Regions from separate parts of the Mus musculus genome. Here regions 2 and 3 are each linked to region 1. A link is a loop called in an ENCODE intact Hi-C map of the cell type or tissue named here. Cell type or tissue: left cerebral cortex. All regions are shown on one strand.

The links. Hi-C counts contacts between places; a loop is a spot of excess contacts. Peaks named below come from ENCODE experiments on the same cell type or tissue, not always from the same donor. Only the 100,000 strongest peaks of a DNase experiment are listed, where the experiment ranks them.
Region 2: it touches region 1 in a loop (1.9-fold over the local background); 16 of 42 quality-filtered maps call a loop at or near these places.
Region 3: a loop joins it to region 1, with 2.1 times the contacts of the local background. A loop is called at or near these places in 4 of 42 quality-filtered maps.

Annotation. Positions count from the first base shown.
Region 1 is chr12:83,919,583-83,923,582 of GRCm38, reverse strand. Gm31386 (a long non-coding RNA gene) reads right to left here and starts at 1,695. Exons shown (of 3, transcript XR_381772.3): 1 at 1,178-1,695. It also overlaps a transcript of Numb not described here. In left cerebral cortex, a CTCF peak has its summit at 1,750; DNase peaks (open chromatin) are centred at 384, 1,551 and 2,567; H3K4me3 peaks cover 2,682 bases; H3K27ac peaks cover 2,656 bases.
Region 2 is chr12:83,719,182-83,723,181 of GRCm38, reverse strand. Psen1 (presenilin 1) reads right to left here. Exons shown (of 12, transcript NM_001362271.1): 6 at 124-191. Among named protein-coding and RNA genes, the nearest start is that of Psen1, 33 kb to the right of the region's middle. In left cerebral cortex, no CTCF peak of the experiment used is centred here; a DNase peak (open chromatin) is centred at 1,656; H3K27ac peaks cover 749 bases.
Region 3 is chr12:83,872,785-83,876,784 of GRCm38, reverse strand. It overlaps a transcript of Numb not described here and the pseudogene Gm3791. Among named protein-coding and RNA genes, the nearest start is that of Numb, 32 kb to the right of the region's middle. In left cerebral cortex, no CTCF peak of the experiment used is centred here; a DNase peak (open chromatin) is centred at 2,027; H3K27ac peaks cover 922 bases.

The DNA of each region.
Region 1 (4,000 bases):
AGGGGGAAAAAAACCACCCCACTTCATTGTTATGTATAGTTACTGGAGGAATAATTTCCACTTAGTTTGATGATAGAAATATGCAGTTTATTTCAGCTCAACTAAAAATATAGACAGCTCTCCCTCCCCACAACCCCTACCTCATAATAATAAGCTACATAGTTTTAGATTCTGGAGCTTGCTCTGTAAAGGGCAGAAGGTTAATAAACAGAAGAGATATGGCAGGAGTTACAGCAAAAAGGCAAAGTACAAAATTTCCAAAGTCCACTCCGGGATCCACCGGAAGGCCTTTATTCCAAGACCTTGTGTTTGAGAGCATAGACCTCCTTAAAAATCTATTACCACAGCTTTGCCTATTCCCCGTGGGGTTGTGGAGAAGGTATATTTAAATTTGACTTAGAAACTGCAAGAGTAATCAGGCCACATTTTCTTATTTAGGAGCAGGAAAAGCGCTGGGGATGAAAAAGCAGAGAAAGCTAATGATGAATGCATTTCTAGGAGCAGAGAGTTTTTATAGCAACACCAGATCTCTCAAAAATGCCTACTGGGACTTGTACCCAAATGAACGAGAAATGCGATCATTTATTCTTGTGTATTGTACCAAGTGATGGGGGAAAAACCCTGCGATTCATTCAATGGTTCTATTTTAGGCTGCTTAGGATAGGAGAGGTAGAAAAAGAGCAAACGTGGGGGGGGGGGCAGAAGGAGGAGGGAAGAGGGATGGAGAGAGAGAGAAAGAGAAGAGAAGAGAAGAGAAGAGAAGAGAAGAGAGACTGAGACTAATTGGTATCTGCCAGATAGCTAGTAATACTATTTAAGAGCTCCAAAACTTAAAAGCCAAGTTGTGCTTGGAAGTGGTAGTGGTGGGGGCACGGTGAAATTCTTATTTCCAAATCACTATAAGGATAAATTGCTGCCCGTGTTTTTAAAACTTGATGATGGTTGTTTGGTTACTTGGCAGACCCTGGAAAGTGGGTCTGGAAGCTGGAAAACTCTAGAATACGACAGGTACAATTATAAATATAATTTCTTGGCGATATTTATAAATGCAATGGGAGCCCGACTGCTGCTTAATAAACAGCCGCGCTCTGCCCGAACCTAAAGCATGGAAAACTACCGGAAAGAACTTCAAGGAAACTTGAAGAAAACACGAGGGAAATTTTGATCTATGAGATACCTTTCGGCTGAGGAATTGGACTGTTCTTAAACACAACCCCTGAAGTCGATGTTTTCCAAGCGCTCCCTCCTTAAGCTGGCAGAGATTTTTCCCCTTGTTGGAAGAGAACTAGAAAAGGAAGAGTAGATTGCGCCAACCCCACAACAAAGAGTTAACCCTTCCCGGTAACCTCGGACGTGAGCGTCTGCCCCGTCTTTGCTTTCTACTGCGCAACCAAACTGTGCACAGGGCTTGAACCAACCGTGGCCAGCACACTCCTTGCCAGTTAAGGTAACAGACACTATCAGTAGCCTATCATAACTTCGAACTGCCCAATCATCAACCAATTACAACTAAAGCATGATCTAGGCCGGTCCAGGTCCGGGCGGGGGCGAAGACTCGGTCCAGGAAAAGGGGCGGTAAAGAGAGGATGACGGACAGGAAGAGTCAACCAATCGCAGCAGAGGGCCGCCGCCCCTCCACCCAATGGATAAGTTGGAAGTGTGGTATGGGGCGGGCCTGTTGTCATGGGGGAGGTGGTGGCGCTTGGTGGCTACTGGCGGCGGAGGTAGAGTCTGAGGCGCCGGAGTTGTTCAGGGCCAGCGGCAGGTGAGTGCGGGCGAGGCGGGCCTGAGGTGCGGAGGCGGTGGCGGGCCGGAAACTCTAGCTTTGCGCTCCGGAGGCGGAGGCCGCGGGCGAGAGGCCAGGGCTGCGGGCCGGGTCGTGTCGGGGTCGGGCGCGGCGGGAGATCGGCGGGGTTCCTGCCGGCAGAGTTGGAGCTGGGAAGGTAGGTTGGCGCGGGACTCCGGCGGGGGCCAGGCCGGGAGGTCCCTTGGGCTGCCCGGCAGCGGCCCTGGGGACAGTGACGGGAGGCCGGTGTGTGCGCGACTTCCTGAAGAGACCCGAGCGGCGGGGGTCTGCGAGCGAGGGGGGGACCCGGAGCGAGCGGCTCCGGGGCTGGAGAGTCTAGGGGATACCGGGGTTTCTCGGTGCTCTGGGAGCCGCGGGGGCCGACAAAACTGGGAGTGGCCCCTGTCGGAGAGAAGTAGGAGGTGGGGAGACCGAGGGCGGCCGGGGTCCGGGGGGTGACAGGGAGCGGAGGAAAGGCACCGAGTACGGCGCGACCCCCAGAGAAGGGCAGCTGTCGGGGGAGGAAGGGTCTGCGGGGTGGAGACCTTGAACCAACTCCTCCGGGGAGGGGCCGCGGCCGCCCTGCCCCCCACAGCGGGTTTGGGACCTGAGTCTGAGCTGAGGACCCTCGGAGCCAAGGCTTTAAGCCGCCCGAGTTGGGATTTGAGACTAGGGTAAGGGTTCAGCGGGAAAGTGCAAGTTCCCTTAAGCAAAATGGGATGGAGGTAAGAGGGGAAGAGTAATTTCCCTGGAGGGAGGGAGTTAGAGAGATCTGGGGGAAACTTGCCCGGGAGTGGGTGAGTGGTCTTGTGGAAGGAAGCTGGCCAGGCCAATGGATCGAGCATTTAACAATGGTGCTGGTGAGGGCTTCCGAGAACAGGAGAAACTAATTGCTACTAATATGCCAAGCTGAACCAGAGACTCCGTCCTTAAAAGCAAGGTGACAGTGGCTTGGAAGCTAGGGCTTTAGAAATGAGTTTTAGAATGACAGCGAAAATACTGGAAAATAAGGACATCAACAGGATGGGGAATTTGAGAGGAAAAGGGGAGGAGTAGCCGAACTAAAGGAGCAAAACCGACTGGATCAGATTGAGGGTATTCATGAAGCGGATAGGCATACCCTGCTAAATTGAAAATAACTTAGAATTCTTGTACTATCACTTATCTGGTAATACTGGCAGTTTTTACTTACAGGGATTTAAATTGTATTTATTTTTTATTCATTCATACATTTTTGAGGAAGGGTCTTGCGCAGAAGCTCTGGCTGTTTTTTGTATAGACCAGGCTCTCCTAAACTCACAGAGTTCAAGTGCCTCTGTCTCCTGAGTGCTGAGATTACAGGTATTTCAAAAAGTTTTTTTTTTTTTAATGTATTTGTAGAATTTTTAGAGTGGTGGCTGGTGCAGAACTCAGTACTGGTTTGTTACATAGAAAGTATCCAAGATTGGAAATGCCTTCATACAGATTGGTTGGCGCCACCCGAGGTTTCGGAACCAGAAGGCCTAGGGGTGGGGGTCAAGAATTCAGCCCAAGTGATGCTTAGTGTTCTTCAAGGGATCAGTCATATTCTGAGGACAACTTGCTTTAATAAAAACTAGTAGTAATCAGCCTTAAAATATCAGAATACCTGTCCATCTTGCTGAAGAGGTAAGGGGGGGGGAGAAAGAGAACACAACTTATTATAAAGGGTCCCCCCCCCCAAGTACTGTGGATGATACTCAATATCTCACACAAGCTAGACATGGGCTCTATCGAAAAGTACTACTTCCCTAACCCAAACATTTTTTTTTGAGATCTTAAAAAAATTTATTGATTATTGAAAGCAAAACAGAATACACTAGCCTCACATTTGATAAAGAAAAATCTTGTTTAGGGAAACTTCTTATATACATGTTTTAAGTCACAGTGTAAAATCTATGTCTTTCAGTCAGAAAAGTTTGACAAACTGTTTTGAGTTGCACACTATGGCAGAAGTATCCCTTCAATGTTGAGGAATTAAGTTACTTATTTTGCAGTAGTTCTCAGGTGGTGATAACGGCAGTTTGGACAGTTTGACATTACTAGGACTTGCATTGAGCCTCTGATTCTGATCCACTTTTGTGGATCCTGAGAACATGGCGTGCACACTTACAGGGAACAGAGGCAGAGAAACAATGGTGTCTCAGATGGCCCTCTGCTGCCTCACCTGTGCCTTCCTGTTACCAGTTTTCCTTT
Region 2 (4,000 bases), 200 kb after region 1:
TTAAGATACAGTATGTAGAAAAAATGATTACTTAGACTAATTCATCAGCAAGGTACATGGCTCTAAGGGAGTGGTGGATGTCAGAGTTAATGGAGAGAGAGACCAAAACCCTGTATTACTTACCCTAAGTAAATGAACGAAAAAAAGAACAGCAACAACAGAGATGAAATAATAAGCCAGGCGTGGATGACCTAGAAGAGAGACAACTCAAATGTAACCAACAGATCCCACAGTTTAGAAACAAGGAGACTTTTAACATGAGAAACAGTATGTGCTACAGTCTGCTTTCTAGTTGTCCTTCGTCGAGGCTGGGGTACACCAGCCTTTCACACGCTGGCAACTGCTACATTACTGGTTCTAGCCCATGTCCATCGTCTACTTTTTCTTTTTCTGAGACAGGGTTTCTCTGGGTAGCTTTGGCTGATTTGGAACTCACTCTGTAGACCAGGCTGGCCTTGAACTCAGAAATCCGCCTACCTCTGCCTACTGAGCGCTGGGATTAAAGGTGAGCAGCACCACTGCCTGGCTTCCATGTTCTCCTTTTAAATGTCAGAACAAATGCAGCTTTGGGGATCAGCACATACTTATGTGAGAATCCTGGGTGCAGTCAGAGAATGAAACAGAAAGACATATACACATACTCGGGACCTTTGGAAGAGCAGTCAGTGCTCTTACCTGCTGAGCTCTCACCAGTCCCAAGTTCTTTTTAAAAATAAACAAAAGACATCATTTGGCATTCACTTGTCAAAAAACAGTTATCAATAAAGATAATTTTTATTATTTACTCTGGCCCATAAATAGAAAGAAAAAAATATGGACAAAAAGAGCAATAAAGGGTTTGGAGAGATGTATGTAATCAGAACATGGCAGATGGACATGGCTCCTCTAACATGATAGAGGTTATTTGGGGTTTCCCCTGAAATGAAGCATAGGTCCTGTGTGTCTTAGTTTAGTGATGGTTTCCTTTGTAGTTGTTTATTTGTATCGTAAGTTTTTGGTAGCACCAAATGAATCTGTTATATGACAGGCTTTTAAAATAATTTCTGTATAATTTATATATATGTGTGTTTGTGTGTGTGTGTGTGTGTGTGTGTGTGTGTGTGTGTGTGTGTGTGTGTAGGCTTTTATTGAACAGCTATCTTCTACTTTAAATTTTTGGAACTATCATGATGTCAAAATAAAAAAGTAGGAAGAGTCTTTACTGTTAGAAAAAAACGATGGCTCAGTAGTTAAGAGCATATGCTGTTCTTTCGAACCCCCACTGAACAGTTCTCAGGAGATGTCTGGTCTCTATGGGCACCTGGACATTCTGACTTACCATGTTTGTTTCATTCTTTATATTGTAATTTGCCTGTAATAAGGATGTAAAACTTTCCAGTTCAGACTGGTCAGCTATGATTGTCAAAGCCTTAAGGAGCACCCCTAGTCTGGACAATCAACAGCAAGCAAGCCTTCTCAAGTCTCCAGCTTAGCAGCTCCCACGGCTCCCCAAAGGCCAGAGTCAGGAGCTCTGCTGCCAGCACTGAGCACTCTTTAAACCTGAGCCATCCGTGCTAGAAACCTCATGCCTTTAAAGTTACAGATCATCTGTCACAAACGCATCACAACCAACTGGCTCTTCTGTGTCTGTCCCTGTCAGGGCCCCCACGCCCTTCCTGCAGACACTGTACAATCAAACACTGCTGGGAGAAACCCTCAGGGCTTGCTTGCAAACAGGTCCCAGCAAGCTGCTTCTGAATGTCTGGCTCAAAAGCTCGCTCTACTTCATGCTGGAAGTCAAAGTAAACAACATTCTTGTATGGAATTGGCTGTGCTTCCTAAGACTCATTAAAAAACAACACGAAACAGCACAGATGAACGAGGGTAGAAATAGAGTTGGGTACCAACATTCCAGATGTTTTCAAATTTAGCATAATTAAAACATGTACAGAACTGACCCAAATGTGAAGGCCAGGTCTAGCTGACAGAATTAAGCACGTTCTACGGTCTCTTCTCTGTTTACAGCTGCACCTGGAAGAACTCAAACCTCAGCTAGCTGCGGACTACGAGAGAAGGCAGGGAGCTAGGAAAGTGCAAGTGGCGTGGCTTCAGTAGCCTTTAACCCTTCCTTTCTGCTCACTTCCATGCAAGGCCTGCCAGAGCTGGCACTAGCAAGACAAGGGGAGATCCACTGGTCTCTCTTAAGCCAGCCACCAGCCACCCCCAAGTCGTAGGAAAGAGGAGGCTGGAGCCCTGCACTTAGGGAGAACAAAATCTTCATTCTGACGGGAGCCGGTGTTCATCAGGGTATGAGACGAGTCTTGTGTAGCTCCCTGACTTCCCAGCTTTTGGCCCTGACACCAGGAAACAGTCTCAGTGTCTAGCTGGAAGAACAAAGACAGAAAAGTCCCAAGAAACCAGAAATCCTATCTGGAAGCCATTCGAGTTCACTGCTCTATCTCCCAGGAAGCGTATGTGGCCGTGACTCTTGTTCTATTTTAAAAAGGTATTTTATGTGTATGGGTGTTTTGTCTACATGTATATTTATGCACTGTGTGTGTATGTGTGTTTGTTAGTCAGTCAGGGGCAGAGGCCAGAAGAGGGTGTCAAATTTTCCTAAACTGTAGTTACAGATGGTTGTGAGCCTCCATGTGAGTACTGGGAATTGAACTCATGACCTCTGAAAAAGCAGCCAGTGCTCTTAACTGCTGAGCCATCTCTCCAGACTCTTGTTTTCTAAATAGAGTTTCACTATGAAATTTCCTGGCCTGAACTCTTGACAGAACTAGTAATAAATAAAATACTTGATTTTTAAAAACTGAAAACAAAGTGCCCAAGATATAACCCAAATTATACAATATATAAATACTAGAAAAACCTGTTTATGTGAAAGAAGACTCAATAAACACGAACAGCAAGACAACACATATGTTCCAATTCTTAGGTGTAAATGAAGAAAAGAGACCAGGAGGGTACATCACTTCCCAACCCATTCTATGAGTTCAGCATTAACTTGAAAACAAAACAAAAATATATTTAAAAAACCCAAACAAACAAACAAACAAAAAACAACACTGCATCCCAACACACACATCCCATTCACATGTGCACTCTAACCACCGGTGAGACAGAAGGTCAAAACAACAGTTGGTGCCAAAGTAGGAAGACAACCCAGGATTTGAGGGGCATAGCAGCTGTAGAAAAGACAAAGATGGGAGGCGCTGAGACCCCACTCTGGCCAGGATAGGGCTGTGTGTGTGTGCCTGTTAGGTGAGGGCAGCTAAGAATGCATGCAAGTACCACTGAGAAATACCCTGTAGCCCACAACAATAGACATTATTTTTGCTAACCCTGAAAACGCTGAACTAAAATGAACCCATCTCTCTGTATTTATAAAAATACAGTGGACAGATTCTCTAAAATTTTCTATGTTGGAAGCAGAGGAGAGAGGGAGAGGGGGGAGAGAGAGAGAGAGAGAGAGAGAGAGAGAGAGAGAGAGTGAGTGTGTGTGTGTGTTTGTGAGTCTGCCTGCCAGGCAGAATCAAGGCAGGTGAGGGTCTGATGGCAGATTTCCTGGCCTGCTGAGGCATGGAACAATAAGAGGAGGTGCACTTGAGGCTCAAGGCAAGGGGCTGAAGATTCTATTGACCTTGGTGGAAGGAACAGGGAGGCTTTTGGATGAGAATAGATGTCACCTGTGTATTTTTCAGCAATTGTTTCTGTTAGCCTATGGCTTTGCTTCCCTCGGTACTGTAGTATAAGAAGGCTATGAGAAATACACTTGATGCTGGTGTGGTATTGACCTGCAGCCCTCCCATACCTGTCCCTTGCATATATTTTTTTTATCTTTCCTATGATCATCCTCACTCCCCCCTCATAGGACTGTTTTATTTTGAACTGGCCGCCCTGTTCCTTTCTAGAAGACACTAATCTTAATAGTTGAATACAATCTCAAATACAGTTAGAAGTGACAAAGAAAAGGAAAAATTCTTAGAAGCCCTCTTTTCCCTAAAAAAAAAAA
Region 3 (4,000 bases), 47 kb after region 1:
TTTCCAGGGGAGACTGCCAGTGCAGCCACCTTGGCAACCAAGATCCTGATCCAGAGCCACATAGCCACAGACTGGAGTACTGGTGGGCCACAGTCCTCAAATACCTTCTCAAGGCAGGTAGGTAAAAGACAGTGGGTTATTAACTGCTGGACAAGTCCTTCCTTCATGGTCTTCCTAAATTTTACTTTATATGTGTAGGTGTTTTGCCTGCTTGGATGCCTGTGTTATATGTATATCTGTATACCATATGCATACCTGCTACCTGAGAAGGCCATAAGAGTGATGAATTTGGAACTGGAATTAAAGGTTTTCTTGAGCCATCATGTGGGTGCTGGGAATGATACCTGGCTCTAGAAGAACAGTCAGTGCTCTCAGTGGCCAGACCACCTCTCCAGCACCCTTTGTTTTTGTTTAGATCAACTAGTTAACTGGCTTTAAACTTTTAACCACTTTTCTTGGTAAAAACAAAGCACTCCAAATTTTAGGCAGTGGGTAATACACTTTCTTTATTTTAAAGAATATTAAGTATTCTTTAATGTTTAATATTTAATGGTAAGTTTTGAATATTTCAATATTGAATATTTAGTGGTAAAATAGGATAATTTTGTTTCCTTTTTTGCATTTTTAAATTGTGTTTATGAACTTGTGTGACAATTAATGATTTTATTACAAATTACTATAAATTTAGTAGCTTTTAAAGCATTAACTATCTAGCTATTATCTTTTTTTTTTTTGAGATAGGGTCTTACTCTGTAGCCTTGGCTGACCTCTAACTTGCTATGTATGTAGTCCATGCTGGCTTTAAACTCAGCATTTCACCTGCCTCTGCCTCTTGATTGCTGGGATAAAAGGTGTGTGTCGGGGCTCCTAAGTCCTCCCCTGGTTGAGGCATAGCCCGGAGCATGGCCTCTCTTTAGACTCCTGTGTCTCCTTTGGAGTTTCTCAAGAGGAACTTCCAGTGCTGCCAAGTCCAGTACTGGGACCAGCACAACAAAGATGTGGCTAACTCTGGACCCTATGCAAGTGGTTCCGGGACTTGGCTTCCCTCCATGCCCTCCTAGAGCCGGAGCTGTGTCCTGAGGACCGTATTCTCGTGCTAGGTGGTAGGAACAGTGCCTTGAGCTATTGAGTATTCCTTGGTGGCTTCCCTAATATGACCAGTGTAGATTACGCTCCAGTAGTGGTGGCGGCCATGAAAGTTCGCTAAGCCCATGTACCCAGTCTATGCTGGGAGACCATGGATGTCAAGCACTGGACTTCCCTAGTGGGTCCTTTGGTGAGGTCCTCCAGAAGGGCATGCTGGATGTCCTGCTGGCTGGGAAGCCGGATCCCTGGGCTATATCTTCTGAAGGTGTCCATACTGTGGACCAGGTGCTGAGTGAGGTGAGCTGGTTGCTGGTTCCTAGAGGCTGATTCATCTCAATGACTTATGCAGGTCCCCATTTAGGATCAGACACTATGCTCAGTCCTGTTATGACTGGTCACTGAGGCATACAACTTGTAGCAGTGGTTTTCATTTCCACTTTTACATCATGCATAAGGGCAGAGAGCTAAGTATGTCCCAGCTGGCCTTGGGGGCCCAGATCCTTTCACATCCAAGCCCTCCTGCCTTACCCTGCTTCCTCCAAGACACGGACAGTGAGGACTTCCTCAGTGCTATTCAGCTTTGAGACTGGAAGTGTGATCTCTAAGTCCTCCCTGCCTTTGTGCATTGGAATTCCCAATTTGGGGCTGGAAATTGGTTGCTGGGTACTCAAATCCAGGGTTCTTGTGCATAAAAACAGTGCTGGTGGGATCAGGCCTGTGTGAACCAAAAAAATAAAAATAAAAATAAAAACAAGTAAAGGTGTCCGTCAGCACGCCTGGCAGGCAGGTTTGTTTTAATTATCATTTGATGGGTTTGCTTGTCTCCGTTAACATGGCATGAGGTGGGGTATCTAGGAGTGTGACTCAGCGCCTAGGAACTGGAATTATCTGAATGCTTGCTCACTCCTGAGTCTGGTGGTGAATGCTGACTTGGCTGAGTGCTCACCCTGGGCTGTTGGCCAGAACACCTACACTTCACTTCTCCTTGTGACTGTGTGGCTTTCTTACAGCATGGCTAACTAGATTCAAGAAAGAACATCCCAAGAGAGGAGGGTGAAGGGACATGGCTTACTTTACTTAGCTTAGAAGTCACATAGAATCACTTCATCCCATTTTTAAGAAGTTGTAAGAGTCCATGTAGGTTAGGAGAATTGGAAAGCAGCCATAAGCCCAACCCCTTGAAGGCAGGACTATCAGCATCCCATTGCATCTGATAGGGAGTCAACTACTCTAGATACCTTCTAGGAATATAATTTGTCACAGCTTGTATTGTTTTTTGTTTTTGTTTGTTTTTTTTTTTTTCCTTCTTTCAAGACAGGGTTTCTCGCCGGGCAGAGGTGGCGCATGCCTTTAATCCCAGCACTCAGGAGGCAGAGGCAGGCGGGTTTCTGAGTTCCCTGTCTCGAAAAACCAAAAAAAAAAAAAAAAAAAAAAAGAAAAGACAGGGTTTTTCTGTGTAGCCCTGGCTGCCCTAGAACTCACTCTGTAGACCAGGCTAGCCTCAAGCTCAGAAATCCACCTGCCTCTGCCTCCCAAGTGCTGGGATTAAAGGCGTGCGCCACCACTGCCCGGCTTACAGCTTGTATTTTTAAAATTATGTTATTAGGTGTGTGGAGGATGCACTAGTGCCACAGCATACATGTAGAGATCAGAGGACAGCTTTCAGGAGTCAGTCCTCTCCTTCTACTGTAGACTCTTGGGATTAAACTCAGGTTGTCAGGCTTGGCACCATGCGTCTTTCCCGCTGATCCAGAGAATATATAATATAATGCATGAGATCTAGGATTGATCCCCAACACTACAACTTGTAGATATACAGATATGGTGGCACACACTGTAATCTCAGATTAATAAATAATCTCTAGTTAACCTGGGAAGCAGAGGCAGTTGGATTGCTGTAAGTTTCAGGCCACCTTGTATGCATAGTAAATTCTAGATCAGCCAGACTAACATAGCAAGAATTTGTCTCAAAATATTGTGTGTTTGTATGTAGGCATGCTCTTAAGTGTTTTATATACTTAAGAGTCTCAACACTTCAGAGACTGAGACAGAAGGATCAAGGGTTTAATTTAAGGTCAGCCTGCCTAGCTACAAAATATGACCCCTCACCTTCATCTCAAAAAAACCCAAAGAGTTGGGACTGGATTGATGATCCACTGGTTAAGAGCACTTGTTCCTCTTTCAGAGGACCCACATAGTGGCTTATAACCATTTGTAATTCCAGTTCCAAATGATGCCTTTTGACCTCCTTTGGCACCAGATATGTACATAATGCAAATCTTACATGCATGTAGAATGCTTGTATACATAAAATAAATATATATTTTAAAAAAAGATTTAAGCTGGGCATGGTGGTACCACACACTTTCAATCCCATCACTTCAGAGGCAAAGACAGGTGGATCTCTGAGTTCCAGCCCACCCTGCTCTACAGAGTTAAGTTTCAGGACAACCTGGGCTACATTTAGAAACTGTGTCTTAAAAACAAACAAACAAACAAATGAAAGCTTTTGGGGCCTCAAGTCTAGACAAAGAATCACAGGTAACTGGGGAATGCTGAGATTGGGGAATAATAAATTGTCTTCTTGGAAGAACACCTCACTTGGTTTTCCAATACCAAGGGCCCTGAGATCATAGACATACAAGCAATATCATATATACTGAGCAGATTGTATTTAGAAACACACATGCACATACACACGCGCACACACGCACCAGACATTTGAGAGAGAGCCAGTGGGTTCATGAGAAGAGTTGGAGGAAGAAAAGGAAGAAGGGAAGTGATATAATACCAATTTTTTTAATTTAAAAAGTAAAAACCAAAAAGTTTATTTTAAAGAACCATACATATAAATAAATGAAAAAGATGAACATTCGGTAAGAATTTGAGTTCTTCTTGTCTAGTAGAGTATGAT